Regions from separate parts of the Homo sapiens genome. Here region 1 is linked to region 2. A link is a loop called in an ENCODE intact Hi-C map of the cell type or tissue named here. Cell type or tissue: heart right ventricle. All regions are shown on one strand.

What was found. Hi-C counts contacts between places; a loop is a spot of excess contacts. Peaks named below come from ENCODE experiments on the same cell type or tissue, not always from the same donor. Only the 100,000 strongest peaks of a DNase experiment are listed, where the experiment ranks them.
Region 1: a loop joins it to region 2, with 2.8 times the contacts of the local background. A loop is called at or near these places in 39 of 110 quality-filtered maps.

The regions. Positions count from the first base shown.
Region 1 is chr3:127,816,474-127,818,973 of GRCh38, forward strand. The region is part of intron 2 of MGLL (monoglyceride lipase); the gene reads right to left. Among named protein-coding and RNA genes, the nearest start is that of MGLL, 4.8 kb to the right of the region's middle. RefSeq lists an enhancer at 874-2,073. In heart right ventricle, no CTCF peak of the experiment used is centred here; a DNase peak (open chromatin) is centred at 1,016; H3K4me3 peaks cover 2,500 bases; H3K27ac peaks cover 2,500 bases.
Region 2 is chr3:127,745,649-127,748,148 of GRCh38, forward strand. All of the region lies in intron 3 of MGLL (monoglyceride lipase), which reads right to left. LOC107986127 (a long non-coding RNA gene) reads right to left here. Exons shown (of 2, transcript XR_001740893.2): 1 at 1,012-2,500. Among named protein-coding and RNA genes, the nearest start is that of ABTB1, 74 kb to the left of the region's middle. RefSeq lists enhancers at 1,005-1,516, 1,374-1,483. In heart right ventricle, a CTCF peak has its summit at 1,005; DNase peaks (open chromatin) are centred at 1,261 and 2,293; H3K27ac peaks cover 2,500 bases.

The DNA of each region.
Region 1 (2,500 bases), 71 kb after region 2:
CTCCGGATGGATCCAGATGGCTGGGAGGGGCCCTTATTTCCCAGAGCCACAGGTGCCACACCCGTGTCTGGCTGGGGGCTGATGTGAGGAGGATATTACGAGGACGCAAGAAGGGGGGATGTTCTCTATCACTTAAATCTACCCAGGCCTCAGGGCATGGCCTCTCCTCCAGGTAAACTGGCATAGATGGGGGAAGTGCCCGAGGATGGCACTGCCCATTGCTGTAGACACACACAGAGAGTGAAGGCTTCATGGAGAAAGGGGTCAACATGGGCCTAGAACGGGAGGGCTGTGATGGGGACCATCACTGAGCCCCACTCCCGGGAGCAAGGGAAGGAACTGCAGGAGGGAGGAGCCCTGTCTTATTGGTTCTAGATCCACTGAAAGCGGCCACAGTTCTGAGGACTTGGGCAGGTTCCAGAAACAATGCCAAATCTCCCTTGCTAGTCCATCCACGGCCTGTGTTCCCCTTGCAGCACCTAGCTCCATGTCACCGACGGGAAAATCCTGAAAACCATGCAGGCTGCACCCTGGCCCCGAGGCAGCTCAGACCGGTGGAGCTGGCCAGGTGGGAGAGGAGGGAGCCATGGTGAGGGGTGACTACAAAGTTCCTGGAGAGAAAAGCCACGTGACCGAGGTCTGAGGCAAGAAAGGACTAGAAGGCAAGGCCAGTAAGGTTCAGAGAAAGGGCTTATGTTCCAGAAGGTCTCCATAAATGCAGGGGAATTTGGAACAAAATGCTAAACAGAGATTTAAAGGAGGAGGCACTTACTGGAGGTGTGAGGGCAGGGCTCTGGAGGAAGTGGGGAGGGCTGGCCTCCCAGTCGTGTGTCTTGGGACATCAGCGAGGGAGGGACAATCACACTTTAAGCCAGTTCCTTCAATACACCAGTTTTTATCATCATAACAGAAGCTACAGAAAAGAAAGTGGGCCAGCTCTCCAGAGTTGAGGGGCTGCCAGGAAGGCCAAGTGGCATGAGCCGGTGGATGGACTAGCACTGAGGAAAGATGAGAGTGAGATGTGTCCACTCGGTAACCCTCTACTCAGCACCTCCTTCATGCCGGGCCTTGCAGATGAACAGCAAATATGGTCTGCTCCATGCCTTGAACTCACTGCCTGGCAGGGGTCAGAGTTGTACAATCATATAATTACAGCCTGCTCTCCAGCCTTCCTGGTCATCCAGTGTCAAATGAGGATATTTTTGGAGTCTAAGTCATCATATTGCACAATGTTTTCAGACCGCACCCTTCCCTCACCTGAGCTCATGGGTAAGGAATTCTCACAGTTAACTTCTAGACGTCTTTCTATGGACTGAGAGCCACTTGGTTGGCTGAATACAAAGGTGCTAAATATTTCTCAAAGGGGCACAAGAGAAACTGTGACTTCCTAGCTCAAGAGCCCACAAAGCGGCTTGCCCCCATCCATGGGCCAGTCTCCATCGCCGTGCTGATAGCATCAGTGGACATTTGCTCATGATCCAGTATCCCCCCCTTTTTCTTTTTTTGAGATGGAGTCTTGCTCTGTCACCCAGGCTGGAGTGCAGTGGTGCGATCTCCGCTCACTGCAACCTCTGCATCCTGGGTTCAAGCGATTCTCCTGCCTCAGCCTCCCGAGTAGCGGGGGCTACAGGCGTCTGCCACCACACCCCGGTAATTTTTTGTATTTTTAGTAGAGAGGGAGTTTCACCACTTTTGGCCAGGCTGGTCTCGAACTCCTGGCCTCAAGTGATCCACCCGCCTCAGCCTCCCGATGTGTTGGGATTATAGGCGTGAGCCACTGCACCCGGCCAATATTTTTAAGTTCCAGCATGTTGAATTGGATAAGGCAGCCAGTCAGGCAAGGGCATAAATTCTGTTTTTTGTTATTGTTGTTGTTGTTTTCAGAAGGGATACCTATCTCTAATCTTTTTTTTTTTTTAAGAGACAGAATTTCAACACGTTGCCCAGGCTGGTCTCAAACTCCTGGTCTCAAGGAATTTCCCGCCTCTGTCTTCTGAGTTTCTGGGGCTACAGATGTGTACCACGGAACCCAGCTGATTTCCCACCTTTGATATATTATGAGCAAACGATTAGGGAGAATTAATTATTCTCTTCCTCTTTACCCTAGGAAATGATGTTTACCCTAACCCAAAATGTAAGAATTTATCAGGAAAACACTACCTATAAAGAAGAAATCTGTCCTGCTTGGTGGTGTAAGGAGAACAATTGGATTTGGTCCATGTCAGAAGATTGCGGACCAAATCCCACTACTGCCAGCAGGGTCATTTGGAGAAAGATACTTTGTAACATTGGACCTCTGTTTCCTCATCTGTAAAATGGGAATAGTAAGAATAATAATACTTGTCTCACAGATTGATGTGAAGGTAAAATGAGGTCATGTGTGCACAGAATCTAGTCCAGACCCTAGAACATACCTGGCACTCAATTAATATGAGATAATTGTGCCATGCCTTAAGTATAAGATTTGTTATTACCGTAAACACTACAGCATGAATTTGCC
Region 2 (2,500 bases):
ATGTAACAAAGCTGCACTTGTACCCATACATTTATATGAATAATAATAATAAAAAAGAAAGCCTGCTTCAGGATGCCGGGGTTCCTGGTGCAGTGTCCATCCATCCTCTGGGATGCAGCTGCCTTGCTCAGGCCACACAGGCTTTCCCAAAGCTGTGCCCTGAAAGAGTCCCAGCCCCCATACTGGTGTCACAGCTGCCATCCCTGCAAGTGGGGACAGAAGGCACAGGGGCGGGGCATGGAAGGGGAAGGCTGCACAACGGACTGACCCTTCACAAGACTGGCGCTGGAACTTTACATTTTTGTGCACCATGTTAACAAAAGTTATTTTGACTTTACTGAAGTAAAGGCAAAGAACAGAGTTTGAATAGAATGAGTGACAGCAGCTTGGGAGATGGGGGCCCAGACAGAAACAAGGAAGGTGGAGATGGAAGAGATGGAAGATTGAGAAGCCAACAGCACCGGCCAGGGAGACTGGGGAAGAGGAGCCTGTGAGAACGCCTGGGATGGTGAGGATGGAGCTGAGGCCAGCGGGAATGAGCACGTCCTCCTGACTCTCCTTCAGGGAGAAAACAAGCCCCAAACATGCGGCCATGGCTCCTGAGTTTTCTAACATGGCAGCTCTGCACAGCGTCCTTCCTACATTTCTGGCTGCCTTCAAGCTGTTCGTGGCTCCTGGGCAGGTGGCAGTCCCCCCTGCACTGCTCACAGCACTCTCTTGTCCTGGGCTCACAGATCCACCCTGCCTCAACTGCCCCCAGGCGGTCCCCATTCACCCTGCCACGATCTTCCCTTCTCCACCCTGCCCTCCCTTTTCTCTCTGGTTCTGGGGGCCTCATCCACACAGAACACTTAAGACACCCTGGTGTGATCCCTGGGCTGGTTTCTGTTTCATTTGGCTCCAGGTCCCACCCCTATGTTTCCCACCTGTCTGGAACCAGTTATGTTCCCCTCCCAACCTGGACCTCTAGCTGCACCCCCTGTCTTTGTGGGGGTAGAACTGCAGGTTCACATTCCACTCTTCCGTCTCCCTCTGCGTCCACTCCCTCCAGAGGCATGCACGCCATCCTTCTTGTCCTCTGCCACTCCCGTAGGGAGCCTCCCTCTCGTCTACTGGGGCTGGTTCCCTGGCCTTCCAGCCCTTCTCCCCACCCCCAGCCCCCAATCTCCCTCCAGCCCAGTGCATTCCACAAGATCCACCCAGTCCATGGGCCTGGGGAGGAGATAACCCTGCCCCTCCCTCCTCCTTCCTGAATTTTCCTCAGGGGACGGGGTCTAGGAAGCTGGTCCCTGGGGTGGCTCCCAGACTCCTGAACCTGCGCAAACAAGTGACTCAGCCCTGTTCTCGATTGCTGATGGAGCCACCTGAGGTCACAAGTGGGTCATTCTGTGTCTGCCTTTGTGTGTCCCTGTCTCTGTTCCCTTCTCTTGTACTGTGTCTCTGTCCCTCCACTTAAGTGGACATAAGGAGCTCCTCAGCCCCCTCTTCAGTACCTGCTCTTTGATGGGCTGTTGGGAACATCTGGAGATTTGGTCTGGGACTCAGGGGAAGTGACCCAAGGCCACCATCCCAGGCCTCCAGGCAGCAACCACTCACCCATCCTTGCACTCCTGCACATCCTGGGCCTTGCACACACACCTGCTCCATCTGAAACACCCCTCCACCCTGTGGAACATCTGCGTGTCTTGTCTCTCCCCTAGAAAAACCCCCAGCCTTCTCCTGTGTGTCTAGAGGTCCAACTCCAGTGTTATCACAGGATGGCATAATCAGGGTCTACTACAGACCCCTGCTGGACTGTGTGCTCCTTAGGGGCAGGGTGCCTTGTGGTGTCTTTGTATCTCCAGCACCTAGAAAGTACCAGGCCCACCACAGATTCTCAAGAATAAGAGAACTCATCAGGACAAGAGCTTGTGGTTTCTTAAGTCACAGAACAAGAGGTTCCCTCCAGGGCAGCTAAGAGGCCACGGAGACTTGTAAGCACAGGGTCTCTGGTCCAGCCCAACGCAAATGGGCACAGGTATGATCATTTCCATCAAGTGGCTGTCTACAGACTTGGGAAAGAAAACCTCAGGCTCCCTTGAGACAGGAGCTTCCACGGTAACACCTATTTGAGCTCCTCAGCTGCTGTCTCCAAGGTGACGCCCAGAAACCGTGATTGGAGCGGGCTTCTCCTTCCACACCTGTGGTCCCTGGGGTGGCTCCCAGACTCCTGAGCCTGCACAAACAAGTGACTCAGCCACATCCTAGGGAAGGGGGGTCCTCCCACTGGAACAGGATTTGGCCACAACCTGGCACTCGGGGACCTGGTGTTGAAAATGAGTCAAATGGGGACAGATGCTCTCTCTTCCCAAGTCCACGTGAGATTTCACGCGGGGAGGAGCCACAGCGTCTGGTATTAAGTAAAGGAAAACTCATTAGCAAGAGACTCGGAGCATTCTAGGACAAGTGTTGAAAGTAATCCAAAACAAATATAAAACAACTTGCAACGCCCCTCACTGGA